Regions from separate parts of the Homo sapiens genome. Here region 1 is linked to region 2. Evidence: chromatin loops called from intact Hi-C (ENCODE). Cell type or tissue: heart left ventricle. All regions are shown on one strand. Each heading gives the region's core, and the rest is flanking DNA. Links, peaks and the distances in the headings are about the cores only.

Evidence for each region. A loop is a pair of places that touch in the nucleus more often than their neighbours do. Peaks named below come from ENCODE experiments on the same cell type or tissue, not always from the same donor. Only the 100,000 strongest peaks of a DNase experiment are listed, where the experiment ranks them.
Region 1: it touches region 2 in a loop (4-fold over the local background); 1 of 110 quality-filtered maps calls a loop at or near these places.

What each region holds. Positions count from the first base shown.
Region 1 is chr17:65,829,085-65,844,953 of GRCh38, reverse strand. The region is part of intron 21 of CEP112 (centrosomal protein 112); the gene reads left to right. Among named protein-coding and RNA genes, the nearest start is that of AXIN2, 280 kb to the right of the region's middle. In heart left ventricle, for the core only: no CTCF peak of the experiment used is centred there; no DNase peak of the experiment used is centred there.
Region 2 is chr17:65,912,213-65,928,081 of GRCh38, reverse strand. It overlaps CEP112 (centrosomal protein 112), which reads left to right. Exons shown (of 27, transcript NM_001199165.4): 19 at 393-500. It overlaps LOC105371867 (a long non-coding RNA gene), which reads right to left. Exons shown (of 4, transcript XR_001752977.3): 4 at 14,282-14,361. Among named protein-coding and RNA genes, the nearest start is that of CEP112, 270 kb to the left of the region's middle. In heart left ventricle, for the core only: a CTCF peak has its summit at 8,982; no DNase peak of the experiment used is centred there; H3K27ac peaks cover 450 bases.

The DNA.
Region 1 (15,869 bases), core at 3,168-11,167, 82 kb after region 2:
GCAACCTCTGCCTCCCAGGTTCAAGCGATTCCCCTCCTCAGCCTCCCTAGTAGCTGGGACTAGAGATGGGCGCCACCATGCCCGGCTAATTTTTTGTATTTTAGTAGAGACGGGGTTTCATCATGTTGACCAGGATGGTCTTGATCTCCTGACCTCGTGATCCGCCCACCTCGACCTCCCAAAGTGCTGTGATTACAGGCGTGAGCCACCACGCCCAGCCAGATGTAATTAATTGTGTTATTTCTTTATTTTAGAACATTTAGGTTTTTTTTTTTTTGAGATAGAGTCTTCCTTTGTAGCCCAGGATGGAGCCTGATCTCGGCTCACTGCAACCTCTGGCTTGCGGGTTCAAGCGATTCTCCCGCCTCATACTCCTGAGTAGCTGGGACTACAGGCATGCGCCACCACATCCAGCTAATTTTTGTATCTTTAGTAGGGACAAGGTTTCACCATGTTGACCAGGCTGGTCTTGAACTCCTGACCTCAGGTGATCCGCCCACCTTGACTCCTAAAGTGCTGTGATTATAGGCATGAGCCACTGCACCCAGCCAAACTTTTAGATTTTATTTTAATTGTTTAATGTGGAGATTGGCATCATCATACATAAACTTTTGTTGACATTTTCAATTTCAATTTTTTTAGGTTAAAATCCTAGTAGAATTAACAGGTCAAATTGCATTTCAGAAAGTTTATACTAATGTATATTTACTTCAGTAGAGTATCTACTTAGTCTGTAGATTTATTAGTAGTTTTACCTAATTTGTAGTACATGTTTGTGAAAAACAGTTGTTTTAATTTGTATATTTAAGTGTGAGAGATTGAACATTTACAATGGATTTACCTGTTATTTATTTATATTTCATTTTCGGGAAATTGCCTGTTCATGTCTTTTTCCAGTTTTTCTTCCTTTAGGGTCCTAATGTTTTTCTCATCAGCTCATCTAATAAACTCCTTTTATATTTAGAATGATAAAACCCTTATCTTTGTGGCAAATATCTTTGGCATTTGCCTTTTATGATTTAATTTTATGATACACAAACATTTTATTTAAATTTCGTCTAATCTGTTCATCTTTTCCTTTGTAAATTCTCCACTATAAATAGTTGTTTTCAGCTTCATGTTTTGATATTTATAAATATACCAACACATCAAACGTTTTCTACAATGTGCTCTACTCAGTAAAAGGCTCTTAGCATTTTGACATAGCATTTACCAGCTTGGGTTCCTGGTCTGTAATTTTAAGTGGTGTCTGAAGGATTATACTGGAATTCTGCCAGCCTGAAATCATGAAAAGGCTTTGAGCAACAATTCAGCATCTTTTTCAAATTTAAGAAAAGCTCCATATGGCATAATTATTCAAAGTTAAGGTCATAGAAACTACTTAAACCTTTAAAATTTATAATTAAAGGATTAATATTAACTTATGAAGACATTGTCATTTTGGCTTAAGATGGATTTCCAACCTCACTTTTGTTCTTTTTACTTTTATCTTTTCCATGACTTTTTCCTTTGCTAAAAAACGTGAAGTTTTATATCCTTAAACTTTAAATTAAATGTTATCCTCAGGTTAGAATTATAAAATTGATTGGCCAACAATATCCCGTATATTTTTTATTATGTTCCACAAATATTGGTGAACCTAAAGTTGTCATTTTCCTCTGGATATATAAGCTATAGCCTGGTGTAATAGATAATGGCACCTGTAAATATAACAATAATTTAATTTACCAGGTAAAAACATACACAAATAACTTGGAAAACTTAGGATGTGTACATAATTTGAATGCGATGAATTGGTGTTCATTTATATGAAGGTTTATATTAATGTGCTTTTGAATGACCTAAATTGTAAAGCTTTCTTGACTATGACAGGGGTTATAATCTTGTCTTATACAAAAACTAACACTTTTTATAGGATAATTTTTTTATTTCAACTTTTTAGATTCGGGGGTACATGTGCAGGTTTGTTACATGGGTATAGTGTGTGATGCTGAGGTTTGGAGTACTATTGTAGGATAAGTATTTAAAGAAATAAAAAATTAAAAAGCCAAAAAAAACCTTAAAAAATAATTATTGGCATAATTAAAAAGAAAAACTAAGACTTTTGTTGTTACTTTGACAAAATACACAAATCAAACCAAATCAAATATTTTAAATGTATTTATGTATCTCCTATGTAACAAGAAGAAATTGATGTTCCTTAGACCCTTTTTTACATGAGCCCCAGCTCTCCTACTTTATCTGGTTTGTATGTGAGGCACTCGTATCACAGTGAGTCCACTAAACAAGTATTAGAATAATATCTGGAGCATCTGTTTATTAACAAAATAAGCAGGGGTACCTATCATCATTAATGCTTGAGTATTTACATGTTCAAAGGTCTATCATCCTTACCTGAGAGGGACTACAAAGCTCAATGTCAGTGTGGAGTCATGGATGTAGATGGAAATAGACTGCTCCCTTCTCAATGGCTTTCACAGTTTCCCGAATAATCTTTTCCTCTTTCTCCCTCTGCCTTCTGCTGCACATTAAAGAGCACTTTATTTTCTGGCAATCCAGGAGAGCAAGTCAATAGCTTAACTTCAAAGTCTAGTTGTCTGAAGCTAGAAAACTATGTTTTACTTGGAGAAAATTAAAAGAGAGTATATTTTATGTTAAGGTTATTTGAAAATAAAACCTAGAATTATAAATGAATTAGTTTAGTTTTAAAGTAGGCATTTAAAAATTACAAGATTAATCCTCCTTTGTCCTTCTGTAGCCTAATTTTTAGTATTCTAATAGAACCATTAAAAATTGGAGTTCTGTATTCCTCAGAGGTTATTGATTTTGTCTTTTTGGATGCCCTGTGATGAAAAAAATTCTATTTAGAATAAATGAAAATGCCTTAGATCAATACAGCAAAAGACAGTGACTCGACTTGGGAAGTTATTGAAAGTAGAAGACCTTATTTGCTATCATCAAAGTTTTATATTTAAATGGAGAGAAGTGGAAGTGAGTAAAATAAGCAGATATTTGTGCCCTAAGTCTCGTGTGTGTGTGTGTGTGTATGTGTGTACACACACACACAGTTTAGGTCTGGGGGGACTTTTTTGGTTTGTTTTTTGTTGTATGTGTGTTTGTTTATGATTAGTGCTGATAATTATGCAAACTTTTAAAAAATTTATGTTGATATGTAAGAATTGTACATATTTATCAGATGTATGTGAGATTTTTATACATTCTTGCAAAGTGTTGTGATCAAATCAGAAAAATTAGGATATCTAACACCTCAAACATTTATCTTTTCTTTCTGTTAAGGAGATTTCAAATCTTTTTTTCTAGCTATTTTGAAATATACAATAAATTATTAACTATAGTCACCCCACTGTGCTGTCAAATACTAGAACTTCTTCCTTACGTTTAACTGTATTTTTGTATTCATTAACCAACCTCTCTTTATGTCTTCTCCTCTTTACCCTTCCCAGCCTCTGGTAACTGTCATTCTACTCTCACCTGCATGAGATCCACTTTTTTAGCTCCCACATATGAATGAAAACATGCAATATTTGTCTTTCTGTGCCTGGCTTAATTCACTTAACATAATGACATCTAATTCTATCCATGTTGCTGAAAATGACAGAATTTCATTCTTTTTATAGCTGAGTCATACTCTGTTGTGTATATATCGCACATTTTCTTTCTCCACCCCTTTGCTGATGTACATTTATGTTGTTTCCATATCTTTGCTATGGTGAATAATGCTCCAATAAACATGGGAGTGCAGATCTCTCTTTGGTATACTAATTTCCTTTCTTTTGGATATATATTCAGCAGTGGAATTGCTGGGTTATATGCTAGATTATTTTTAGTTTTTTGAGGAACCTTTATACTGTTTTCTATAGTGACTATACTAATTTGCATTCTCACTAACAATGTATTAGTGTTCACCTTTCTCTGCATCCTCATAAGCATTTGTTTTTTGTCTTTTTGATAATAGCAGTTTTAAGTGGATGAGATATCCTCTCATTATTGCTTTGGTTTGCATTTCTCTGATGATTAGTGATATGGAGCATTTTTTTCACATGCCCTGTTGGCAATTTGTATGTGTTCTTTGGAAAAATGTCTGTTCAGATCATTTGCCAATTTTTAAATTGGATTATTTGTTTTTTTGCTGTTGAGTTCCTTATAAATTCTGGTTATTAATCTGTTGTCAGATGGATAGTTTGCCAATATGTTCTCTCATTTCTTTTTACTCTTGATTGTTTTCTTTGCTTGCAGAAAGTCAATACTAATGTATATTTACTTCAATATTTTTCAAGATTTTTATCTTGATATAATCCCATTTTTCTGCTTTTGCTTTGGTTGCTTGTGCTTTTGAAGTCTTACCAAAAAAAATCTTTGCCTAGACCAATATCTTCTTCAAGTAGTTTCATACTCTCAGGTCTTACATTTAAGTCTTCAATCCATGTTGATTCAATTTTTGTATATGGTGAGAGATAGGGTCCTGGTTTCATTCTTCTAAATATGGGTATCCAGTTTTGCCAGTACTGTTTATTGAAGGGACTGTCCTTTCTCCAAGGTATGTTCTTGGCACCTTTGTCAAAAATGAGTTAGCTGTAAAGGTGTGGTGGGTTCTCTATTCTGTTCCATTGGTCAGTGTGTATATTTCTCTGCCAGTACCATGCTGTTTTGGTTATGATAGCTTTGCAGTATATTTTGAAGCCTGATGGTGCAATTCCTCTAGCTTTATAACTTTTGCACAAGATCACTTTGGCTATTTGGGGTCTTCTGTGGTTCCATACAAATTTTAGAATTGTTTTTTATATTTCTCTGAAGAATCTCATTGGTGTTTTGATACAGATTGCAATCAACCCGTAGATTGTTATGGGTAGTGTGGGCATTTTATCATTGTTAATTCTTCCAATCCATGAGCATGGAGTATCTTTCCATTTTTGTGTTCTCTTTAATTTCTTTGATCAGTGTTTTAAGTTTTCAGTGTAGAAACTTTTACTACTTTTGGTTAAATTTATTCCTAGATTTTTTTTATCGCTGCTGTAAATAGGATTGCTTTCTTGATTTTTTTTCATGATTGTTCACTGTTGGTGTATAGAATTGCTACAGATTTTTGCATGTTGATTTTATGTCCTGCAACCTTACTGAATTTGTTTACTGGTTCTAACATTATTTTGGTGGAGTCTTTAGGTTTTTCTTAATATATGATCATGTTGTCTGTGAATAAGGATAATTTGACTTCTTCCTTTCTAATTTGGATGCCCCTTATTTTTTTCTCTTGCCTAATTGCTCTGACTAGGACTCCCAATACTATCTGTGTTGAATAGAAATGGTGAAAGTGAGCATCCTTGTTTAATTTCAGATTTTAGAGAAAAGGCTCTCAATTTTTCCCTTTTCACTATGATGTTAGCTCTGGGTTTGTCATATATGGCCTTTACTGTTTTGTGAAGTGTTTCTACTATACACGGTTTATTGAGAGGTTTTTTTTTTTTAATCATAAAGGGATGTTGAATTTTATTGAATGATTTTTCAGCATCTACTAAAGTGACCATATGGTTTTTGTTCTTGGTTTCGTTAATGTGATGTATCACATTTACTGATATATTTATGTTGAATCATCCTTGCATCCCCAGGATAAATCCCACTTGATCATGATGAATGATCTTTTTAATGTGTTGCTGAATTCAGTTTGCTAGTATGTTCCTGAGGATTTTTACATCTATGTTCATGAAGGATATTAACTTCTAGTTTTCTTTGTGTGTGTGTATGTGTGTGTCCTTGTCGGGTTTTAGTATCAGGTTAATGCTGGTCTTGTAGAGTAAGTTTGGAAGTATTCTCTCCTCTTCATTTTTTTGTTGACTTTGAGTAGAATTGATATTAGTTCTTCAAATGTTTGGTGGAATTCAGCAGTGAAGCCCTCAGGTTCTGGGTTTTTCTTTGATGAAAGATTTTATTACTGCTTCAATCTCATTATGTATTACTGGTCTGTTCTGGTTTTCTATTTCTTCATAGTTGAATTTTGGTATGTTGCATGTGCCCAGAAGTTTATCCATTTCTTCTGTTAATAGGCTTTCCATTTTGTTGGCGTGTAGATGTTTATAATAGACTCTACTGATACTTTGTATTTCTGTGGTATCAATTTTAGTGTCTCCCTTTTTATTTCTGGTTTTATTTATTTGGGTCTCTTCTCTTTTTTTTCTTATTTAGTCTAGCTAAAGGTTTGCCAGTTTTTGCTTATCTTTTTTAAAAACAACTTTTTGTTTTGCTGATTTTTCTTTTTTTGGTTTCAATTTCAGTTATTTTTGCTCCAATCTTTATAATTTCATTTATTCTACAAATCTGGGGTTTGGTTTGTTCTACCTTTTATATTTCCTAGAAGTGCAGTGTTAGATTGTTTATTTGATGGCTTTCTGCTTTTCTGATGTAGGCATTTATTGTTATAAAATTCCCTCTTTGAACTGATTTTCCTGTATCTCATAGGTTTTAATGTGTTGTATTTTTATTTTCATTTGTCTCAAGAAATTTTAACATTTCTCTTTGAATTTCTTCATTGATCCATTTCTTATTGAGGGGTCTGCTGTTTAATATCCATGGATTTGTACAGTTTCCAACATTCCTTCTGTTATTAATTGCTAGTTTTATTCCATTGTGATCAGAAAAGACGATATGATTTTGATTTTTAAAAATTTCTTAAGACTTGTTTTGTGACCTAATATGTAGTCTATACTGGAGACTCTTCCATGTGCTGTTGAGGAAATGTTCTGTAAATGTCTGCAGCAGTTGGGTGGAAAATTCTGTAAATGTCTTTTTTTTAATCCATTTTTTATTTGTGTTTTTTAATTGTATCATTGTATTTTTTTTTAATTTTTTTAGTATTTATTGATCATTCTTGGGTGTTTCTTGGAGAGGGGGATTTGGCAGGGTCATAGGACAATAGTGGAGGGAAGGTCAGCAGATAAACATGTGAACAAAGGTCTCTGGTTTTCCTAGGCAGAGGGCCCTGCCGCCTTCCGCAGTGTTTGTGTCCCTGGGTACTTGAGATTAGGGAGTGGTGATGACTCTTAACGAGTATGCTGCCTTCAAGCATCTATTTAACAAAGCACATCTTGCACCACCCTTAATCCATTTAACCCTTAGTGGACACAGCACATGTTTCAGAGAGCACGGGGTTGGGGGTAAGGTTATAGATTAACAGCATCCCAAGGCAGAATAATTTTTCTTAGTACAGAACAAAATGGAGTCTCCTATGTCTACTTCTTTCTACACAGACACAGTAACAATCTGATCTGTCTTTCTTTTCCCCACATTTCCCCCTTTTCTATTCGACAAAACTGCCATCGTCATCATGGCCCGTTCTCAATGAGCTGTTGGGTACACCTCCCAGACGGGGCGGCAGCCGGGCAGAGGGGCTCCTCACTTCTCGGACAGGGTGGCTGGTCAGAGACGCTCCTCACCTCCCAGACGGGGTGGCAGCGGGGCAGAGACACTCCTCAGTTCCCAGACGGGGTAGCGGCTGGGCAGAGGTGCTCTTCACATTTCAGATGGGGCGGCGGGGCAGAGGCGCTCCCCACATCTCAGACGATGGGTGGCCCAGCAGAGACGCTCCTCACTTCCTAGACGGGATGACGGCCAGGAAGAGGCGCTCCTCACTTTCCAGACTGGGCGGCCGGGCAGAGGGGCTCCTCACATCCCAGACGATGGGCGGCCAGGCAGAGACGCTCCTCACTTCCTAGACGGGGTGGCGGCCGGGCAGAGGCTGCAATCTTGGCACTTTGGGAGGCCAAGGCAGGCGGCTGGGATGTGGAGGTTGTAGCGAGCCGAGATCACGCCACTGCACTCCAGCCTGGGCAACATTGAGCACTGAGTGAGCGAGACTCCGTCTGCAATCCCGGCACCTTGGGAGGCCGAGGCTGGCAGATCACTCGCATTTAGGAGCTGGAGACCAGCCCGGCCAACACGGCGAAACCCCGTCTCCACCAAAAAAATACGAAAACCAGTCAGGCGTGGCGGCGCGCACCTGCAATCCCAGGCACTGGGCAGGCTGAGGCAGGAGAATCAGGCAGGGAGGTTGCAGTGAGCCGAGATGGCGGCAGTACAGTCCAGCCTCGGCTGGGCATCAGAGGGGGAGGGGGAGGGGGAAGGGGATGGGGAGAGGGAGAGGGAGAGCAAATGTCTTGTTAGGTCTATTTGGTCTAGAGGACAGTTTACCTTGAATATTTCTTTGCTGATTTTCTGTCTGGATTATGTGTCCATTCTGAAAGTGGAATGTTGAAATCTACTACTATTATTGCATTGCAGTCAGTCTCTCCCTTTTGGTCTGTTAATTTTTGTTTTTTTATATTTGGGTGCTATAGTGTTGGGTGCAGGTATATTTACAATTATTATATTATCTTTCTGTATTTATTTGTTATATAACATTCTTTGTCTCTCTTTTTACAGTTCTTAAAGTCAACATAAACTAATATAAGTGTAACTATTCCTGCTCTTTTATGGTTTCCATTTGCATGAGATATCCTTTTCTATCTCTTCACTTTCAGTCTGTGTGTGTCTTTATAGGTGAAGTGAGTTTCTTGAAGACAGCGTACAGTTGAATCTTGTTTTCTTTTAAATCCATTTAGCCATTCTGTGTCTTTTAATTGGAGAATTTAACCCATTTGCATTCAAAGTTATTATTGATAGGAAAGAGTTTACTGCTGCCATTTTCTTACTTGTGTTCTGATTGTTTTGTAAATCCTTCCTTCCTTTTTTACTGTCTTCCTTTGCGGTTAACTGATTTTCTTTGGTAGTATGTTTCGATTCTATGCTATTTTTAGTGTATCTATTGATTCTGTGCTATTTTTAGTGTATTTACTTTGCTTTGTGGCCACCACGAGGCTTACAAAAAACATCTTTTAGTTATAAGAGGTTATTTTAAACTGATAGTGACTTAACTTTGAACACAACCAAAAGAAAAATAAGAAAAAAACTGCACTTTAACAGCATCCCCTTCACCACATTTTTGACTCTTTGATGCTTCAATTTGAATCTTCTTATATTGCCTCTTAGCCAATTATTGTAGTTATTATTTTAAAATAGTTTGTCTTTTAGTCTGCATGCTGAACACATAGTGGTTTAAGTGCTTCCATTCCAGTATTAGACTATTCTGAATGTGTCTGTTTTCTTGTTTTTCCAAGTCAGTTTAATATCTTTAGATGTTTTCTTGTTACATGTTAGCATTCATTTCTTTCTTGCTGATTGAAAAACTCCCTTTAGCATTTTGTGTAAGACAGGTCTGGTGTTGATGAATAACCCCAGCTTTGATTTGTCTGGGAAAATCTTTATCTTTCCTTCATTTTTGAAGAATAGTGAAGTTGGGTATGTATTCTTAGTTGTCAGTCTCTCCTTTCCACCCCCAACCCCTAAACTTGGAATATAGCATCCTACTCTCTTCTGGCCTTCAGGGTTTTTGTTGAGAAATCCATTGAAAGCCGTATTGGGGCTCCAGTGAATATGATATGTGTCTTTTCTCTTGCTGCTTTGAGTATTCTTTTTTTGTCTTTCATTTTTGCTAATTTGATTAGTGTGTGCCTTGGGGATTTCCCCTTTGGGTTAAATTTGATTGATTACTTCTTCCTGTGCGTGGATGGTATAATTTTTCTTGGGATTTGAGAAATTTTCAGTCATTTTTTAAAAATATGCTTTGTGGGCCTTTTTCTGTCTTGGGAATTTCTGTTATGTGGAGATTCATTCACTTGCTGATGTCCTATTAAGTCTTTTTTTTTTTTTTTTTACTTTTATTTTGGGTTTGGGGGTACATGTGAAGGTTTGTTGCATAGGTAACATCATTTAGCTACTACTTACAAGTGAGAACCTGTGGTCTTTGGTTTTCTGTTCCTGTGTTAGTTTTCTAAGGATAATAGCCTCCATCTCCATCCATGTTCCCATAAAAGACATGATCTCATTCTTTTATGGCTGCATAGTATTCCATGGTATATATGTATCACATTGTCTTTATCCAGTTTGTCATTGGTGAACATTTAGCTGATTGATGTCTTTGCTATTGTGGATAGTGCTGCAGTGAATATTCATGTACATGTGTCTTTAGGGTAGAATGATTTATATTCCTTTGGGTATACACCTGGTAATGGGATTTGTGGGTTGAATGGTAGTTCTGTTTTCAACTCTTTGAGGAATGGCCATACTGCCTTCCACAATGGTTGAACTAATTTACACTCCCACAGACAGTGTATAAGTGTTCCATTTTCTCCACACCCTTGCCAGCATCTGTTATTTTTTGACTTTTTACTAATAGCCATTCTGACTGGTGTGAGATGGTATCTCATTGTTGTTTTAATTTATATTTCTCTAATGATCAGCAATATTGAGCTTTTTTTCATATGCTTGTTGCCACATGTGTGTCTTCTTTTAAGAAGTGTCTGTCCATGTCCTTTCCAACTTTTTAATGGGGTAGTTTTTCTCTTGTAAATTTATTTATGTTCCTTATAGATGCTGGATATTAGACCTTTGTTACATGCATAGTTTGCGAATATTTTTTCCCATTCTGTAGGTTGTGTGTTTACTCTGTTGATAGTTTCTTTTGCTGTGCAGAAGCTCTTAAGTTTCATTATAGCCCACTTGTCAACTTTTGTTTTTGTTGTGATTGCTTTTGGTGTCTTTGTCATGAAATCATTGCCTGTTCCTATGTCCAGGATGGTAATGCTTAGATTGTCTTCCAGGGTTTTTATAGTTATAGGTTTTACATTTAAGTCTTTAATTATTCTTGAGTTGATTTTTCTTTTTATTTTAAGGAAGGGATTCAGCTTCAGTCTTATGCATACGGCTAGCCAGTTATTCCAACACCATTCATTGAATAGGGAGTCTTTTCCCTGTTGCTTATTTTTGTCATCTTTGTCAAAGATCAGGTGGTTATAAATGTGTAGCCTTATTTCTGGGCTTTCTATACTGTTTCATTGGTCTATGTGTCTGTTTTTGTACCAGTACCAGGCTGTTTTGGTTAATATAGCCCTGTAGTATAGTTTGAAGTTGAGTAAGGTGATTCTTCCAGCTTTGTTCTCTTTACTTTGGATTGCTTGGGGTATTCAGGCTCTGTTTTGGTTTCATATGAATATTGAAATAGTTTTTTCTAATTGTGTGAAAAATATCATTGGCAGTTTGGTAGGTATAGCATTGAATTTATAAATTGCTTTGGCCATTTTAATGATATTGGTTCTTCCAATCCATGAGCATGGGATGTTTTTCCATTTGTTTGTGTCTTCTCTCATTTCTTCAAGCACTCTTTTGTAATTTTCATTGTAGAGACTTTTTACCTCCGTGGTTAGCTGTATTCCTAGGTATATTATGTATTTTATTCTTTTTGTGGCATTGTGAATGGATTGCTTTCTGATTGGGCTCTTGGCTTGGCTGTTGTTGGTGTACAGGAATACTAGTGATTTTAGTACATTGATTTTACATCCTAAAATTTTGCTGAAGTTTTTTATCAGCTGAAGGAGCTTTGGGGCCAAAACTGTGGGGTTTTCTAGATATAGAATCATGTCTGCAAACAGAGAAAGTTTGACTTCCTCTTTTCTTATTCGGATGTCCTTTATTTCTGTCTCTTGCCTGATTGCTCTGGCTAGGACTTCCAATACAGTGGTGAATAGGAGTGGTGAGAGGGAATTCTTGTCTTGTTTTGTTTTTCAAGGGAAATGCTTCTGGCTTTTACCCATTCAGCATAATATTGGTGGTGGGTTTGTTATAGATGGCTCTTATTATTTTGAGGTATGGTCCTTTAATGCCTGGTTTATCGAGAGTTTTTAACATGAAGGGGTGTTGAATTTTATTGAAAGCCTTTTTTTGCATCTACTGAGATAATCATGTGGTTTTTGTCTTTAGTTCTGTTTATGTGATGAATTGCATTCATTGATTTGTGTAGGTTGAACCAACCTTGCATTCTGGGGATGACGTCTACTTGATCGTGGTGGATTAGCTTTTTGATGTGCTGCTGGATTCAGTTTGCCAGTATTTTGTTGAGGATTTTTGCAACAATGTTCATCAAGTATATTGGCCTAAAGTTTTCTTTTTTTGTTGTTTTGTCTGTTCCAGGTTTTGGTGTCAGGATGGTGCTGGCCTCATAGAATGCGTTGGGGAGGAGTCCCTCCTCCTCAATTTTTTGAAATAGTTTCAGTAGGAATGGTAGCAGCTCTTCTGTGTACATCTGGTAGAATTTGGCTGTCAATCCATCAGGCCCTGGAGTTTTTTTGTTTGTTAGGCTATTTATTACTGATTCAGTTTTGGAGTTTGTTATTGGTCTGTTCATGAAATAAATTTCTTCCTTGTTCAGCCTTGGCAGGATGTATGTGTCCAGGAATTAATCCATCTCTTCTAGGTGTTCTAGTTTGTATGCATAGGGGTGTTCATAGGAGTTTCTGATGGTTATTTTTATTTCTGTGGGGTCAGTGGTAACATTCCCATAGTCATTTCTAATTGTGTTTATTTGGATCTTCTCTCTTTCTTCTTTATTAGTTTAGCTAGTGGCCTATCTGTCTTTTTAGTTTTTTTTTTTTTTCCAAAAAACAAACTCCTGGATTCACTGATCTTTTGAATGGCTTTTTGTGTCTCAGTTTCCTTCATTTCAGCTCTCGTTTTGGTTATTTCTTCTCTTCTGCTAGCTTTGAGGTTGATTTGTTCTTGCTTCTCTAAGTCTTTCAGTTGTGATGTTAGGTTGTTAATTTGAGATTTTTCCAACTTTTTGATGTGGATATTTAGTGCTCTGTATAATTTCCCCCTTAACACTGCCTTAGCTATGTCCCAGAGATTCTGGTATGTTGTATCTTTGTTTTCATTAGTTTTAAAGAACTTCCTGATTTCTGCCTTAATTTCATTATTTACCCAAAAGTCATTCAGGAGCATGTTGTTTAATTTCCATGTAATTACATGATTTTGAATGATATTCTTAGTCTTGCCTTCTATTTTTATTACACTGTGGTACAACAGTGTGTTTGGTATGATTTCGGTTCTTTTGCCTTTGCTGAAGATTGTTTTTTGTCCAATTATGTGGTCAATTTTAGAGTATGTTCTATGTGGCAATGAGATGAATGTATATTCTGTTGTTTTCCCTATAAATCTTGTAAGCTTTCTTCACTCATTTTCTTTTTCCTTTTTCCTTCTGTGAGTAATTTTATATGTTCTGTCTTTAGGCTCACTAATTCTTTCCTATGTTTTGTCAAGTCTGCTGTTGAAACTTTCAAAAGAGTTTTTCAGTTCTATTATTGTATTATCTTTTCTAAGATTTCTATTTGGTTTTTTATTTATTTCAATTTCCTTGTCAAATTTCTCACTTTGTTCCTGGATTGTTTTCCAAATTTCTTTTAGTTTTCTATCCATGTTTGCTTGTGATTTTCTGAAATTTGTTCTTTTTTTTTTTTTTTGAGAAGGAGTCTCACTCTGTCGCCCAGGCTGGAGTGCAGTGGCGCGATCTTGGCTCACTGCAAGCTCCGCCTCCTGGGTTCTGACCATTCTCCTGCCTCAGCCTCCTGAGTAGCTGGGACTACAGGTGCCCACCACCACGCCCAGCTAATTTTTTGTATTTTTAGTAGAGACGGGGTTTCACTGTGTTAGCCAGGATGGTCTTGATGTCCTGACCTCGTGATCCACCCGCCTCGGCCTCCCAAAGTGCTGGGATTACAGGCATGAGCCACTGCGCCTGGCCTGATTTTCTGAAATTCTTTGAAAGTATTATTCTGAATTCTCTGATATTTCACAGTTTGTCAGCTCTTCTGAGTCTATTGGTAGTTTCTTTCAGTGGTGTCATATTCCCCTGAGTTTTCACAATCCTTGCATCTTTATGTTGGTGGCTGCACATTTGAGGAGACATCCACTTTCTCTATTTTATGCACGTATTCTTTGGTGGTATCAGACCTTTACTACTTAGCATCAGAAGTTAAATGCTGGCCTGTTGTTACTTCCCATTCTGGGGAAGACTTATAGTGAGCATTAGAACTAAAACATTGCAGTGGAACAAACTCATTGCCCTGCCAATTTTTTCTGGTCTGGGGAAGATTTATAGTTGACTCCAGAACTTAAATGCTTCTCTGAAACAAAATCACTGCCTGCCACTGTTTTCTGGTCTGGGGAAGACTTATAGTGAGAATTGGAAGTTAAACATTACCTTTGAACTACCTTGCTGACCTGCCATTGTTTCCTAGTGTAAGGAAGACTTAAGCAGGCACCAGAACTTAATCTTAACCTTTTAGTTGTTTCTGGGTCAGGTCAAGGCTCCATAGAGCAGTTGGGGTTTGTGGAAAAATCTAGCCAGGAATTCGAGCCTTCCCACAGATTCTGCCCCACTGCTGCAATAGAGCAGCAAGCAGTCTCTTTAATATGGCTTCCTCACTGATTGAAGTACAGAGTAGCTGCCAAGATCCATGCACTAGTTCAAGTAATCAGTGCCGGCTGTTTGTCCCCAGTTCACCCCAGTTTGGTTCAGTATTCCTGGCATTCCCATTAGTTCCTGTGGGACAAGACCAGAATGGTCTTCCTGTGAAGATTCCCAGACTGTGGAGGAGATCTAATGTCTACAACCTCTTACCTTGGAAACTGAATCTAGAGAAATTTTGTGTGAGGGACATTATGATGGCTTGTGGGAGAGGGCAGCATAGTCCAACATGAATATTTCTCTTACCAGTCATGGCTTCTCTTGATTCTGGGGGCCCAGGGAGTTTCTCTGCTTTCCTCCAAGTTCTGGTGAACTCAGGATGGTATTCTTGTCTTTGGATAGTTTTTAGTTATATTTTTTGGCAGGAGTGATGCCAGACAATCTATTCCACCATCTTGCTGATGCCACTCCCAGTCTTTGCCTGTATAAATCTTTTGATCCTTTCAACTTCATGGCTAAGTTTGTAATAGCCTAATTGGACAGTGCATCTGTTTTTTATAACACTAAAGTTAATAAAATGAAAAAATATATTTTACTGGGATCTTTATCAGTGATGAAATGATTACAAATAAGAACAGAAATAATTACTTATGGTACTACTTTGATATCTTACCATTAATAGGGTGTCTATACATTTTAATTTGACCAAAACATTCTCACTTTTACCTGTTGTCCCAGTATCTTGTGTGACTTAGCATTTCCTGCTATCCCTTTCACTGTTAAATATGTCCCAGCTTTCATGCTAAGTTGAGTACTTTTTATGTAAACGATGTACCTTTTCTTTTTTTGTTTTCTGTACTTTAATTATTGAATATCATTGTAGTCACTATATATATTTTAAATGAGTGCTTTTTTGACAGTAATACCAAATTTAGCTTATAGATAGCTAGACTGTAATTATTTTAATATTCCAAGCAGCCTTTCTGATGTTTATTCCACACCACATCAACATTTCGAATAGCATTTTATGCACTTAGAACCAAACTTATTTTCTCTTTATTAAGAGACTCAGGGATGTTGGGATAAAGGGACAGAGCCTCTTATTTCACACTCCCGCCTCCTATGTTTAGACCTTCTTTGAGGGGAGGACAATAGAATGAGCTGATGGGCATAAAGCTGCATAGATACATTATGGGTCTAGTATAGTGGAAGGGTTCTGTGTTGAGAGTCAGGTCTGGTTCTAACTCATATTCATAATGGAAAAAAAAATTCTCTATGGGCCTGGTTTGCCTGATCCAGCTTTGTGCAGATTAAATAAATTAAAAATTGAAAGTGGTTGAGTAATTTAACTAAATTGAATACATTATGAGACATGGTAAAAAAATAAATAGAAAGTACATGACCACTAAAACTGCAGTTGGCTTAAATAAACCTCTTCATTCTCATAAGTAATAAAGAAAATGCTAATTAAGACATACTATTTTTTAATATATTGAAAAAGTAAATTAGTTTAAATATTACCAAG
Region 2 (15,869 bases), core at 4,057-12,056:
TATTATTGGGCTATAAGAGTTCTTTATATATTCAAGATATGTCTCTTATTAGAGATATGATTTGGAAATATTTTATCTCATTCAGCACATACCAAGGGCTTAATTAAATTTTGTTCAATAAATATTAGAATGCCTTAAATTATATTTTCACTGCATTATTGTTGTAATTTTAGAATTTAGTCAATTATATACCAATTTTAATTTCCCTCCTTAAATAATTAAAATATATTAAAATGAATTGATAAATGTCTCATTATTTTAATACATTTAAATTCATCATTATTATTGGTGAGGTGCTTAAAATCTGTCATTTAAACAAATGGACAAATTACAAAAACATGGAACACAATTGTTTGTTTAAAAAATTAATATTTGATTTTTAAATTTTATAGATGGAAAAAGTGGAGGCAGATCTAACTAGATCCAAATCTCTTCGTGAGAAACAATCAAAGGAGTTTTTATGGCAACTGGAGGACATCAGACAGCGGTATGAACAACAGGTTGGTCTTTCATTTTGATGCTGCCATTAAATTTTTAAAATACATATATGATTTATCTTTTAAAAATCACTATCACAAAATATCTGCATAATGAAAATATTACTAAGAGCTGTTGTTACCAATATATTTAAAATAATGTTTGTTTCAATAAAATCTATAAACAGAATTTTAACACTCCACTGAAGTTTATTCTGACTGTTTGTTTTATCTGAATGTTTGATTGAAACATCGATTATAATTGATGAGACTGGGTAGTTTATAAGAAAAGAGATTTGATTGGCTCACAGTTCTGCAGGTTGTGCAGAAAGCATAGTGGCCTCTGTTTCTGGAGAGGCCTCAAGAAGCTCCCAATCATGGCAGAAGGAAGCAGAAGCAGGCACCTTACATGGCAAAAGCAGGAACCAGCAAGTGAACCAGTGAGAGAGAGAGAGAGAGAAGCGAGGAGGTGCCGTACACTTTTAAATGACCAGGTCACTCAAACTCAGAGTGAGAGCTCACTTATCACCAAGGGGATGGCCCAAGCCATTCATGACGGATCCGCCCCCATGATCCAAACACCTCCCACAAGGCCGCACCTCCAACACTGGGGATTACATTTCAACATGAGATTTGGGTGGGAACAAGTATCCTAACAATATCAGTCATTCTTCTATCCTGTCAGAGCACTAGTTAAACCTCCATTTATTTGAGAAATAGGGTTGAGTACTTACTATGTGCCAGGTGCTGTCCCTGGCATGAGGGAGAACAGCAACAGAGAGAACATGCCTCCTCTCTCATGGAGCTTGCTTTTCGATGAGTCATCAGTCTACAAATTAAAAAGTGAAATAATTTTGAAGAGTGAGTTATTATTATTATTATTATTATTATTTGAGAAGGAGTCTCACTCTCTCACCCAGGCTGGAGTGCAATGGCGCCATCTTGGTTCACTGCAACCGCCACCTCTCGGGTTCAAGCGATTCTTCTGCCTCAGCCTCCCAAGTAGCTGGGATTACAGGCACACGCCACCACGTCCGGCTAAATTTTGTAATTTTAGTAGAGACAGGGTTTCACCATGTTGGCCAGGCTGGTTTTGAACTCCTGATTTCAGGTGATCTGCCCACCTCAGCCTCCCAAAATGCTGTGATTACAGGTGTGAGCCACCACACCCGGCCTGAAGAGTGACTTATGAAGAAGAAAAGATGGTACCTTTATAGCCTTTGCCAGGTGGAGGGTGGGAAGGAGATTATAGCCTTGAATAACTGATCAGGGTTTCCCTGACATTTGTGCTGAGTTCTAAAAACTAGGAAGGAGCCAGCCATGAGCTCTGGAGGAATAGTATTCCAGTCTGAGGGAACTGCACGTTCAAAAATCCTGAGAAGAGAGCAAGCTGGAAGTGTTCAAGGAAAATAAATGATGATGAAGACCAGGTTAGCCAGAGTATGGGGAGAAAGGTTCCTGCTGTAGGAGATGAAGGGAAAGAGGGAGGTTAGGACCGGTTTGTGTAAGGAGTTGAGATTTTGTCGTCAGTGCTCTGCCTCTTACTTAGTAATACAAAGTTTTATTTTCTTCTTTTAAAAATATATTTCTGCTTATTCCCAGAATACTTAAGATTACCATTAATTTTTAGCTTGGTTTTGCTTTGGTAAACATGATCCTAAACCTCAGTGGCTTAGAACAAAAAAGGCTTATTTCATACTTATGTCACGTGTCCTTTGAGGATTGACTGCAGCTCTGACCCATGTCATGTCATCTTGAGTCGTTTTTAGAATGAACTATCTGGAACATTGCTATGGGAAATGGAAAAGGAAATATTTTGAGCATTTGCTGTCTTCTAAAATTGACTCAGAAGTAAGTTTACTCACATTTTATTGGCCAAAGCAAACATGGCCTCCCTGGTGTAATCCTCCGCCTGGAAGGAGTATCACAGAGAAGACCATCAAATGGGGTTAGCGTAAAACAATTTACCATGCTGACTACGATTGCAAACTTAGAAAATGTAAAAACGTAGAAAATGCTGGAACTGGATTTTAAAGGCACATTCTTCATCAAGCAGCACAGGCGTTATGATGCTGGACCAGTAGAAAAGGAAATGTAGTCTTAGCAGACAAAATATTCATCAGTGAACAGTATATACATAGACATAATAATTAGATGACATTTATTGTTTTCAGCTTTAAAAACTAGCTTAGGGTTACAGAACAGGACATAGATGTTACCAACTGTATTAGTCTGTTCTCACGCTGCTAATAAAGACATACCCAAGACTGGGTAATTTATAAAGGAAAGAGGTTTAATGGACTCACAGTTCCACATGGCTGAGGGGGCCTCACAATCATGGCAGAAGGAGAAGCAAAATCACCTTTTATGTGGTGGCAGGCAAGAGAGCTTGTGCAGGGGAACTCCCATTTATAAAACCGTCGGATCTTGTGAGACTTATTTACTACCATGAGTATAGTACGGGGGGAAGCTGCCCCCATGATTTAATTATCTCCACCTGGTCCCGCCCTTCACACGTGGGGATTATTACAATTCAAGGTGAGATTTGGGTGGGGACACAGCCAAACCATATCACCAGCCTTGCTATTGTAACAGTAAAGGTTAAGACGGTGTAGGTATGGAAGTGGAAGAAAGGGATGGAGGGGCTGGGAGGGGAAGGGTGAGAGTACTGAGGTATTATCATGAAGTGTGGATTTGAGCAGCTGCCCGTATCATGAAACAAAACACAGAGGCTTTAGTATATTCCTAATTACAGGGTTGACCACTGGAGGAAGTGAGAGGAGTGGAGTAACTAGTAAAATGGTGACAGGAGTGGGAGAGAGCAGCAAGGGAGTGTAAATGAGCTAAATCCCCATTTGTCCTAGTAGAAGGCCTATAAGGAATGTCTAGCTTTGGTAAATTAAGAAAGAGCTATGTAGCATATTTTGTAGAGGTAGGGAAGTAATCACCACAGAAAGGAGCACAGACATGTTTTAAAAGAGTTGCCACCAGTACAGGAGTGGGATGGGGCAAGGACCTGTTACTTTTTATTAGAAGATGATCTTTACCATTTTATTTTTAAAAATCATGTGTGCATGTATGCAGACACATATGCACATGTGAATATGTACACTCTATATATACATATTCATATGTAGGATATATATGTTCTATTGTTCCAAAAAAACTAATTCATATAGATTTTAATCCCAAAATTTTATTTCTTAGAACCTATCCTATAGAAATACTTATACATGTGCAAAAAAATGCATGTTCACATATGTTTCGGGAGGATTATTTGTAATACTGAAAAAAGTTATGAATAAAATGAATGATTAAATAAATTATGCTGGCCGGGCACGGTGGCTCATGCCTGTAATCCCAGCACTTTGGGAGGCCGAGGCAGGCGGATCACGAGGTTAGGAGATCGAGACCATCCTGGCTAACATGGCGAAACCCCGTCTCTACTAAAAATGCAAAAAATTAGCCGGGCATGGTGGTGGGCGCCTGTGGTCCCAGCTACTCGAGAGGCTGAGGCAGGAGAATGGTGTGAACCTGGGAGGTGGAGTCTGCAGTGAGCCAAAATCGCACCACTGCACTCCAGCCTGGGTGACAGAGCGAGACTCTGTCTCAAAAATAAATAAATAAATAATGCTAAATACCTACTGTGGAATACTATATACTTATTAAAAAGATTAATATAAATCTGAAGGTGCCAACATATGCAGATTTCTAAGACATATTGGTGAGGGGAATAAAGCGCTTTTTAGAACACTTTGTATATTATGATCCCATTGAAGTAAAATTAAAACATATGTGTCTCAAAGTTAGATATGTAAATTCAGTGAAAAAATTCTGTAAGATTATACATGACTATGGAATTGGCCTGGTATTATGGGTTAGGGTTATGATGAACTGAGACTTTCATTGTATGCTCTAAATAAAACTTTTTTACTTCAAATTTCATAATGATCATATGTTATGCATTACTTGGATAAGTAAAACATTAAAATTATGAATGCTAAGAAACATTAAAATGGAATAATATTTTGGAGCATTTATATTATATATATTTTTTCTTAGAGATGGGGTCTTGCTCTGTCTCCCAGGCAGGAGTGCAGTGGCATGATCATGGCTCACTGCAACCTTGAACTCCAGGGCTTGAGCAGTCCTCCTGCCTTAGCCTCCCAAAGTGCTGGGATTACAGGCTTGAGCCACCGTGCCTGGTCTATATTATATTCTGTAACATTTTAAGTGGGTAATAAATTTGGATTAATGAAATAGAAAATAAATTCAGACAATTTATATGCAATGTAAAAAATGACCAACAAATGAAAAGCCTAAAAGAGAAGAAAAGGTAGACGATAGAGCTGACAGATCATTTTCAACAGTGCCAAAGTATGGATAACTTCAGACTTTCTAACTGCAAAAGCCGGTGCAATGGAGTTATTCTATCAGATTCTTTTTTTTAAAAAAATGGTTTTATATAAAAATGAAGTAGTTAATTTCCGATTAATATGGGATGGCAACTGAAAGTCGTTCTGACACATGCTAAATTAAAAATAGGTATTTCCCCTGAAATACACTGTTATCTGAAGTGCCATGGAGGATGTTTTCCACAACTTTAGTGATGGGGGAAGTTGCTTGGAAACTGGTTTCAGAAACTAGGTTTAGAAAACTAGATGAAGAATTGGAGGCTGGAATTGGGGAGGAAGGGGTGGTAAGAGGGAAACAGAGGTAATAATCAAATGTAAATAAAAATATTAAGGAAGGGCAATGAATGTTACTTTTTATTATGCTATAGTTACAAAGTATAATTGAGGTAATTTTGTATTAAAAACAATATTAGAAGCACTAAGAAAAATAAGAAAAATGTCAGTTCCTCTAAGTAAACTGAGGAAGGAACAGGGGAGAAGGGAAAACCAAATTTAAAGCTCTTTATGTAACACAAATGCTAGTCAGAGGTTATGATACTACAGGATGAGTGTAAGATGTTGCAGAGTTCTCTGTGGGAGTTTTAAAATTATATTCTCATTTTGATGATAATCACATGGGTCACAAATTTATAACCAAGTGTGGCCAAATGATGTCAGCACCTGATCTGCATTTATTTTGTAATTGTTTTGGCACACCACTGACTTTGAAAGTCAGACACAATAAGAAAAAAACGCCAAGGAAAATTGAAATGCATTTGACTAAATAAAAAGTATTTTGAGTTAAAAAAGTAATTGAAGAAATAATTGAAGCAGATATCTTAGGCAAAGAGTAACTCTCCTTATAAAATTAATAAATGTATAATATATAAAAATAATTAGCAGATTAAATATAGTAATTAGCATAAACCATAAGAAAATCATTAATGTCCCAATAAGTGACCTGGCAAAGGAAAGAGAGAGATAAGAAATGAATTAAGTGAACAGCCATGTAGAAACATCGTTACTCTTGGTGTTAATAAAAATGCAAATTAGAATTAACCATGATGTGCCATCTAAAGTCGGTAAAAGTTTAGTGAAATTGGTACTTTTATACATGCTAGTGGCATTACAGGCTTTTTGGAAAGGATTTTGGCAGATTCTACCAAGAGTCATGAAAAACGCTTACACCCTCTGACCCAATTATCCTTAATCTCAAAAATCCTAGTTATTTTTTAGAGGATGGAATCATGGTGAATTCTTTTTTTCTATACCCCCTATTATCCACATTGTGACAGTTTCACTTTTTTAATGTAAAAAAAATATATAAATTTGTCTGGAAGCATGTAAACTTCAAAGGCTTTTCTCAGAATGATAGATTTTAAAATCTATCAAAGTTTTGTCTTTGTATTGATCAAAAATAATACTAACACAATAAGGGATACCGATAAATTCTTTAAAGAATTGATACTATTAATGGAAGCCATACACCATTGCATCCATTTTTCTTTCTTTTTTTCATGAAAAGAGATGATACAAATGTAGTATATAACAGGAATGTAAAAACACACACAAGCGTACCTCAGGTGGGTGCAGATTTCACCTGTTTTTATTCTTTCTATATCTAGAGGTCTATACATTAGAATCAATGCTGAGAATGAAGATCCCAGGTGGTAGTTCACTAAGGAAAGATGAAGGCAGGAGTATGAGCTAGTACATTTTAGGAGAATATTTATTGATGTGACAATATACAAACTTTTTTAGTTAGCTTTTTTTTTTCAGCAGAATATTCTGTTAACTGTAACAGTGTTTCCCCTGACCACTCCAAATTGTTAGGATTTTTTCCTGTGGAAGTTTATCATGACAAACGATAGGCATACAGTAGTGAGCTCTACAAGCCAGCATGAGTACACTAAGAATGAAGCCGATTAAACTAAGCTCATTTCCTTCTTTGAACAGGGCAGCCAGGCTGGTAGATAAGGAAATAGGAGTAGATGTAATATATCTGGCTTTCGTGGAGCCGTCTGACGGTGCCTACATGAAGGCAGTATGGGGAAATATGGTTTGAATATTGGTACCTTTATGTGGTTAAGTGATAGTTCAAAGGGCCATCTCTGAATGATTAGTGTTAACCTAAAGTGAGATTTCTGTGTCTCTCAGTCAGTCGAGGATGATAAGGGATTAAAAAAAAAAAGTTTAAAGTTTCCCAATGCTTAGAGTTCTGAGGAATAGTTAATATGTAGGATTAAAAAAAATGAGTTTTCTGCAGCTTTAAGCTGGCTGGAATTAAGAAGATTACATTTATTGAGGTTGAATATAAAATGCCATGGTTTGGTTTAGAAAATCAGTTGCAAAAGTAGAAGGAAGACAGAAAGCCTCAGAGATAAGGGGAGTGTGGTGCCTGGGACACAGGGGACAAGAGGGCTGGCAGATATGGTCCCAGCTATTGTTTACATTTCAGGTCACATAAGGAATAGGTCGATTTTGGTCACCACATTTTAAGCAGGCCACTGACAAACTCGAACATGTTCAGAGAAGAGTTTTCAGAGTGTAGAAAGGTCTGGAACTATGTCAGAGGGGAATATTTAAAGGGAGGATTGCATATCTCTCTGTTTGTAAATTTAAGGTCTGAATTTCAGGGAGTACTGGGCTTGGTCTGTGTGATAAAAATCCTAAAAGCCCACAGTTATTAGGATCTACCCTGGACCAGGCACTACTCTGCTTGCTTTACACATATTCAGCCACTCCCCATCTTCACAGTAATATATATATATAAAATATATGTATAATGCATATTATATATTATAATTATATATATATATATATATATATATATATATATATATATATATTTTGTTTGTTTGTTTTTAGACAGAGTCCTGGTCTGTCACCCAGGCTGGAGTGCCAGTGGTGCAATCTCGGCTCACTGCAACCTCTGCCACCCACGTTCAAGTGATTCTTCTGCCTCAGCCTCCCAAGTAGCTGGGATTACACGTGGTACGCCACCACTCCTGGCTAATTTTTGTATTTTTAGTAGAGACAGGGTTTCACCATGTTGGCTAGGTTGGTCTCGAACTCCTGATGTCAGGTGATCCACCTGCCTCTGCCTCCCAAAGTGCTGGGATTACAGGCGTGAGCCACTGCACCTGACTCACAGAAATCTTGTGAGGTAGCTACACTGTTTATTGTTTTCATCTTCTAGTTGTAGAAACTGAAGTACATCCATTTGAGTAAATGGCCCAGGGTCCCACAGAGTTCATAGGTGGTGGATTCGGAACCTGAACCTGAGGCCTGCCCTTGACCCCCACTCTAAATGCACTCCCGCGGAGTTCCAGGGGGCAGAAATTGAACCCATACATACATGGTACCATGAGGAATATTTTGAATTGTTTCAAGGTAGTTCTTTTCTAAAGAACTCCTCCTTCAAATGTGCAACAGTTTTTCTTGTGAGAAAGTAAGTTTCCAGTGTGAGTGGGTTGCGGTGTGTTTTTGGAGTATTCTGGAGGGATACTGTGCCTTCCGGGGGCTGTCTTACTGCAGTGGTCTCTTCCAAAACCAAGATTCTGGGACTTTCTGTTCATCTGCCTGATTAGATTCCCAGCCCCTCTTGACAGACCGACTTCTCTGATTCCACCGCTGACTCATTCATTTAGGTACCTGTCTGGCTGGATTTCCCTGTATCAGGACTCTTGCCTACTTTCTCAGTTGCCATTCAAATGGAAGTGTGAATATTTTTCTATTATTTTGTTTTACTTTTCTCTAAAAGGTAAAATTGTCAGTGTTATGATGATAGCATTTCACATCAGGAGGGGATTTAGACGCCGAGCATCTGGGCCCTTGCTTCTCCAACTCAGGTAAGGTGATCCCCGGGGGAGTGTGAGCAAGTGCCAGGGGTTCCTGAGGCTGCGTACATGCTTCCTGGAGTGTTGCATCCACTCAGTTCGATTGTGGGAAAGCAACGTAGTTTTACTATTGAGGTAACATTCCTATTAAAACAAACATAGACTTTCCTGTTTTGTAAAATGCAAAGTTCTCATGAAGAAGACAAAATAGGACATTTCAAAGAAACTTCCAGCTTGCAGAGGCTGCTTCAGGCTATGCCCTCAGATCCCCCAGGGGGGTGCTATTCATTTTCACTGCTGCTGAGAGTACTTTGGTGGAAAAGTTTTAAAAGCACTTATCCGGTCTAATCCTCACATTTTATAACGAGGGAACTGACTGACATTCAGAGGGAATGAATGGACTTGTGCCTCTGGGCCTCAGTTTCCTTCTCCAGTTTTAATTTTTGAGCCCCTCTCTTACAGAAAGCACCGTGCCAGGAACTGTAATGAAGTGAAAACAGCGAAGTAGTATTTTAAAGTATCTTAGCCAAAATCCAGGCATAAAGTGTGCAGATGTGGAAAGAAAAACATCAAACACATGGGCTAAATGCTCACACAAATATCCTGTAAAGCCCAAGCTTTCATCAAGATTTCCTGTTTCTTTCCTGTATAACCCATTGGAACAAAAAGACAATTCTAATTGTCTTTTCACAAACCTCATTCAAGTTGGAAACAAACAACCAACCAGGCATGCTAGGACTTCCTGGACTATAGAGATTTCTTTGGCAACTCCATGAGATCATTCTTTAATCTTGTGTTTTATATCTTTGCTTTCCACTACAAAGCCTTGAAGGAGAAATGTAGTTCAGCAGATAAACAAGTGGCCAGCTTCTCCAGAAAGAATAAGTGCTTATTGTCAATGATTACAAAAAAAACAAAAAACAAAAAACACTGAAGGGCCAACTTCTTACAAGCTGCCATTATTTAAAACTTAAAATATTTTGTTAGCAAACACAGTAGCAAAGACAAAACAAATTCTGCAAGATAAGCAAGTAGGAAATTTTAAGTGAAGGTCAGTTGGGATATTTAAAAAGCAGATAGCACGTGATTCCCAATCCTTGTCCTTTGCAAATATTCTAGTCATTACTTAGCTAGGTGGTATAACCTTCAAGCTTAGGCTTCTTTTATTTTAATTTTAATTTTTTTTTTTTTTTGAGACAGAGTCTTGCTCTGTCACTCAGGCTGGAGTGCAGTGGCGCAATCTCGGCTCACTGCAACCTCCACCTCCCAGGTTCAAGCAATTCTCCTGCCTCAGCCTCCCAAGTAGCTGGGACTACAGGCACACGCCACCACGCCTGGCTAATTTTTTCTTGTATTTTAGTAGAGACAGGGTTTCATCGTGTTGCCCAGACTGGTCTTGAACTCCTGAGCTCAGGCAATCCACCTGCCTTGGCCTCTCAAAGTGCTAGGATTACAGGCGTGAGCCACCGCGCCCAGCCAGGTTTCTTTTAAATGAGACTATTTAGTCTACACTGGAAAAGGAGATGGTGGAAAGGAAGAGAGGGAGGAAAGGGGAAGACACTCACTAGTGTATGTTCCCAAGAAGGTGGAGATACTGGGCAGCTCCCCACATCACGTGGGGAGCTGCTGGCCTTGGATGATGGCCAGGTCTGTCTCCTGTGCCTCGTGAGAAAAGAAGGGAAGGCCAGGTGTGTAGAAGTTTGTGGATCTGCAAAAGGCAGATGAAGACATTCTTATTACTGAGGTTTTTCTTTGTCAGATAGGCGGCAAAATCATTTGCTGAGACTGGAGGAATTACATGGACAGGAGAGCAAATAAAAGTGGGAATTGTTTAAAATTATTTGGGTGATAGCAAGACTGATCCAAGTAGAAAGACTTCGTAAACTTTCTCTTCGGTATTGAGGTAATGTGGTAAATGACCATGGATTTGTGGGGCTCCCTAAAATCCCTTCCAAATGGATTACCATATGACTTATTGATTTCTAGATATGTATGATTTATGGTACATCCAGTATGCTGCTCTTACTCTCTTTTATTCTTGCTTACCTTATCATACTCTTTTTGAAAGTCTTTTTTTGCTTGACCTTCCTCTTCCAATTCCTAATACATTTTTGAACCCCAGCTACATATCAGCCCCTGTGGTCCTCAGTGGTGATCAAGACAAATGCAATCCTTGATCTAATGATGCTTCCTTTCAACTTACTTCTTTGAATAAGCACCAAATTCAGGGAATGCAGCTACACCACAAGTCACAGATTGGTCCTGCAGGCAATGGCAAAGTACCAGATTCCCAGCCATTAGGCTGCCAGACTCAGAGCCCCAGGCTGTGAGGCTATAGAGCCTGGGCCCCTGTGTCCAGGTCCAGTGGTCGGAGCCTAGAGTCATAGAAAGGGTGCTGATATTTAGTGAAAGGCAATTGAAGAGCCTTCTCTTCCTCTTTTTTTTTCTTTTGGCCTGGAGCTGTTCTCATCTAGGTTAAAACAAGTGGCACCTTTAGCTAGAGTGAATATTAAAAGAGCAAAGATGGGCTGGGTGCAGTGGCTTATGCCTGTATTTCCAGTAACTCAGGAGGCCCAGGAGGGAGGATTGCTTGGAGCTAGGAGTGAGAGACCAGCCTGGGCAACGTAGTGAGGCCCCCATCTCTATTAAAAAAAAAAAATTAGACTGGCATGGTGGCTTGCACCTGTGTTCCAAGCTATTTTAGAGGCTAAGGTGCGAGGGTTGTTTGAGCCTGGGAGTTCAAGGTTACAGTGAGCTTTGATAGCACCACTGCACTCCATCTAGCCTGGGTGACAGAGCAAGACCCCACCCACCCATTTCAAAAAAAAAAAAAGAAGCTGTTTTCCTGGATAGTGATATGGACTAACTCATTATTCCTTCTTTAAGTACATTAAAAATATAAAGTGGAACTAATGCCTTCTCAATCATTCATTATTTCACACATGTTTATTGAATTACTATGTGCTAAACACTCTTCCAAGTGCTTGGGATATAACAGTGAACAAAATATAGAGTCTTTACCCTTGTGATGGAAGAGAAAAACACTACCACTACCCACCACCACTACTCCTACCACACATACACACACACACACACACACACACACACACACACACACACACTCTTTTTCAAAACATAATTTAAGGTAGGGTGAGGTAATGATAACTGTTGTGAAGAAAAATAGAGCAAGCTAAAGTGTTTGTGAGTGAAAGGGCTACTTTATAAATGGTTATTATTTTATACAAGGTGTTATTGTAGATAAGATTGTTAGTGAAGGACTCTACTGAAATGATATTCAAATTAAGACCTGGATGAAGTGAAGGAGGAAACCATACAAAAACCTGAGGTAAGGAAAGAACATTCCAGGTGGATGGTTGCAACAGCCATGAGATGGGTTAGTTTGTAGCTGGAATGGAGTGAACTTGGAAGAGAGTGGTAGGAGCCAAAGTACAGTACAGGGTAGATTTTGTCACATCCTATGGACCATGGTGGGAGATTGGATTTTATTCTGAGTGTGTTGAGAAGCCACTGGAGCATTTGAGCAAGATCTGGTTTGCTTTTCTCTTTTTTTTTTTTTTTTTTTTTGAGTTTGAGTCTCACTCTGTCACCCAGGCTGGAGTGCAGTGGTGTGATCTCAGCTCACTGCAGCCTCCGCCTCCTGGGTTCAAGCGATTTTCCTGCCTCAGCCTCCCAAGTAACTGAGACTACAGGCACCCACCACCACGCCTGGCTAATTTTTTATTGTATTTTTAGCAGAGACAGGGTTTCACTATGTTGACCAGGCTGGTCTCGAACTCCTGACCTCATGATCCACCCACCTCAGCCTCCCAAAGTGCTGGGATTACAGGCGTGAGCTACTGCACCCGGCCTAGTTTGCATTTTTGAAAGATCTCTCCAGTTGCTGTGTGGAGCTTTGATTACGATGGAGGCAGGAGAGGATGCAGGGGACCTAGTTAGGAGATGATTGCAGTGGGCTGGTTAGAGGTTACCGGGCTGGGACTAGGGTGGGAGTGGTGGGGGAGACAGGGAGTAGTCAGATTTGGGATCTATTTTGCAGGCAGGACTTGTCAATGGTTGTGAAATAGAATGTAAGGTAAAGAGTGGGCTAAAATGTGACTTAAAAGTTTCCCAACTGAGCAACCAGGTGGATGGTGGTGACAGACACTGATACATGAGTAGAGAGAAGAGAAAGGAACTTCCAGGACTGAGTCTAGGGGCTGCCAACACTTACATATGAGGAAGAGGTGGAGGAAGCAGCAAAAGAGACTGAGAAGGAACAACCAGTGAGGTAAAAGGAAGGTCTAAGAAGGTGGGATTTCCCATAAGCCGTGTGCAGTGTTTCAGGAAGGAGGAAGTGAGTAACCACTTGTTTCAGGTGTTGCCAAGAAGGGAAGTTAGATGGGGACTGAGAACTGACTGCTGCATGGCGAGGTCTTTAGCCACCTCAACAAGACTGGTTTCAGTAGAATGTGGGAACCAATGTCTGAATTATGTGGGTGGACAGACAATGCGTTGTGAGCAGCCGTTTTGAGGAATTTTGAAAGAAAAGGGAGCAGAGAAATGAGTGGTATCTAGAGGGACGTGTGTGGTCAAAGGAAAGTTTTTTTAAAATGAGATAAGCTAAAAACATGTTTGCTTATTGATGAGACTGATCCACTAGAGAAGAAAATATTGATGATGCAGAGAGTGATGGGATAATTTCAAGAGCAGCATGCTTAATTTGGCAAGAAAGGATGGAATCCAGTGTACAGATGAAGGGACTCGCCTTAGGTAGCTGCAAGGCCAGCCATGCGTTCAAGCCATAGGTAAGGCAGGGTCTTTGCAGGTGGACCAGCCAATTTGGTGATGGGGAAGATGAAGCAGCTGTCTTCCACCTACTTGTAATTCTGTTTTTCGAATGCCACCTTGTTTCATTCAAAATGATGAATAATTTACGAAGCATTGTGGTAGGCAAGATAAGGAAAATAAAAAGAAAGTAAAGACACAGTGCTATATATTGGAAGAGTTTATAACCAGGTTGACCTATTTGTCCTTCTAAATTACGAACTGTAGCTGGCAAACTTACATGATTTTTATATTTCATGTTCATTCAAAAGCAGTAACATACTAGATTAAGACACAGACATCTCATTGAGAACTGAATGTGTTGTAGAGAAACACATAAAGTAAAATGAATTAAAATATGCAGTTAAGACATGTTTTTTTCTAAAAATTTTGAACTCCATCTATATGGAGTTCATTAATTTAGTTAATTAGTTAATTAATCTTAATTAAATTTAGTTAATTTTCTCAATTTGTGTGGCTTGAGTTGTCCATTATTGAACCATGAAAAAAAAACCCTTTTGAAGCATTTGACTATCTGGCTTCTTCCTGAGTTTCAACTGAGATCTGGCAGATAAAACCACAGAAAGTAATAGCTCATTTTTCAAAAAGTTTTAAAAACTCAGGATAATTGTCACTCATCACCTACAGGTGCTGGAGAAGTGTTTTGAAGTGTTAAATGGGAAGATAACCACAGGAGATAGCGCCTGCTTCCAGCCTTGCTTCATCTATCAGCTTGCTAATCACAGCTGTGTTTCCAGCCTTCTGCTCTCCCTGTATCATGAGCTTCGGGAGCTTCAGCAGGCAGTAGTCCTGGCTGTTGATGGTTGGCTGGAGAGGAAAAGGAATAAAGAAGCAGTGTATGCTGGCAGGCCCTGGTACCATCTCTAACAGCGGTTATCACAGCAACATTAAACTTTTAAATAAGGAGAACTTCCATGCGTAAACTGAACTGTTGATTGACAGATTTCATGGATGTAGCAAACATCTAATCTGGGAGCCACATGGCCATCCCCAAATGACACATTCTATTTCTGTTCTTGACACACTGCCTGCTTTTTACAATTTTTTTGTGCCTATTTCTATTAAAGTGTTCAGAAAGTAAGACCAGATTGTAGTATTTTCTGTGCTAAAATGTATCTTTACTCTGACTCCAAGGACTCAGAGAAGATTGTATATGTCCTTATTTTATCTTTAAGGGAGCTTTTCTCATATAGTGAAGTATCCAATAGCACATTTTATATCATATAACTGTGACTAAAAAGAAAGATTCCAACATCTTTTAGTGAGGATATAAAATCAGTCTGTGAAACTACTACCTTTGCGGTAGACTGCCCCATTAGCGTAAAATTTCTGCAGCTCTAAAAAATTTAGTAACTTATTTTGACATTTCAAGTGTGCAATTTTGCAGATGCAAATTTTTCAGAGACATAACCTGATGATGTTAAATATATATCTCATTGCATGAAAAATACCAGGGCCTGATGTACCTGTTGCCTGTTTCTTAGTATGCATCTTAACATCATGAGTCTAATGACCTATATATTAGGTTGGTGCAAAAGTAGTTGTGGGTTTTGCCATTGAAAGTAATGGCAAACACAACAATTACTTCCACAATTACTTTTGCACCAACCTAATAAAACTAGTGCTAAATTTTACAACCTAGAAGCAAAGGTTTTCCACAGAGAGCCCTTGAGTAGAACGTGAGAGGAAAGTGTTACCTGGCAAGCCCTGTAGAAAAATCTGTCTATTAATGGCCAATCCTTTAAAGCAATGTGCCCCTTGAACTATTAATTTGATGATCAATATAATTTTGGATACAGTTTACAATGTTTGAACTGTCCTTCATCTTTATTTTTAAAAAATGTGGCATGTTGATAATTGTTTGTGATTTTTACCAGGCAGTAGTTTTTCTGCCACTTACTTCCATGCTACTTCAGCCATGGCAGAACTGCCTTGGCTTACTATGGAGGAAGGGTCAAAGTATCAGAAAAGTGAGAATATGAGAGTGGTTTTGTTGCTTTAGGCCAGAGAAGCCAGTGCATGGGAGGGCCTAGAGGATATGGCCTTTACTAGGGTGCTAAGGTGCACTGGTGGGAGGGGCACTGATAGCACTGAGCCACCTCCATGGTGGTTTCCTCTGTATTCCGGGGCCGACAGTAGGAGATGCTGCTATGGAACTGAGCTGCCTCCTTTCAACAGGAAAGTTGGGTTCCAGAATGGCAGGCACTACATGGGGCACTTGGATAGATGGAAGGTAGACACGATTACTCTACTGGATAGTAAGGCTAGACAGGCCCTTCAGGTGTCTTACCCTGCAGGGATCTGTGGTGATAATG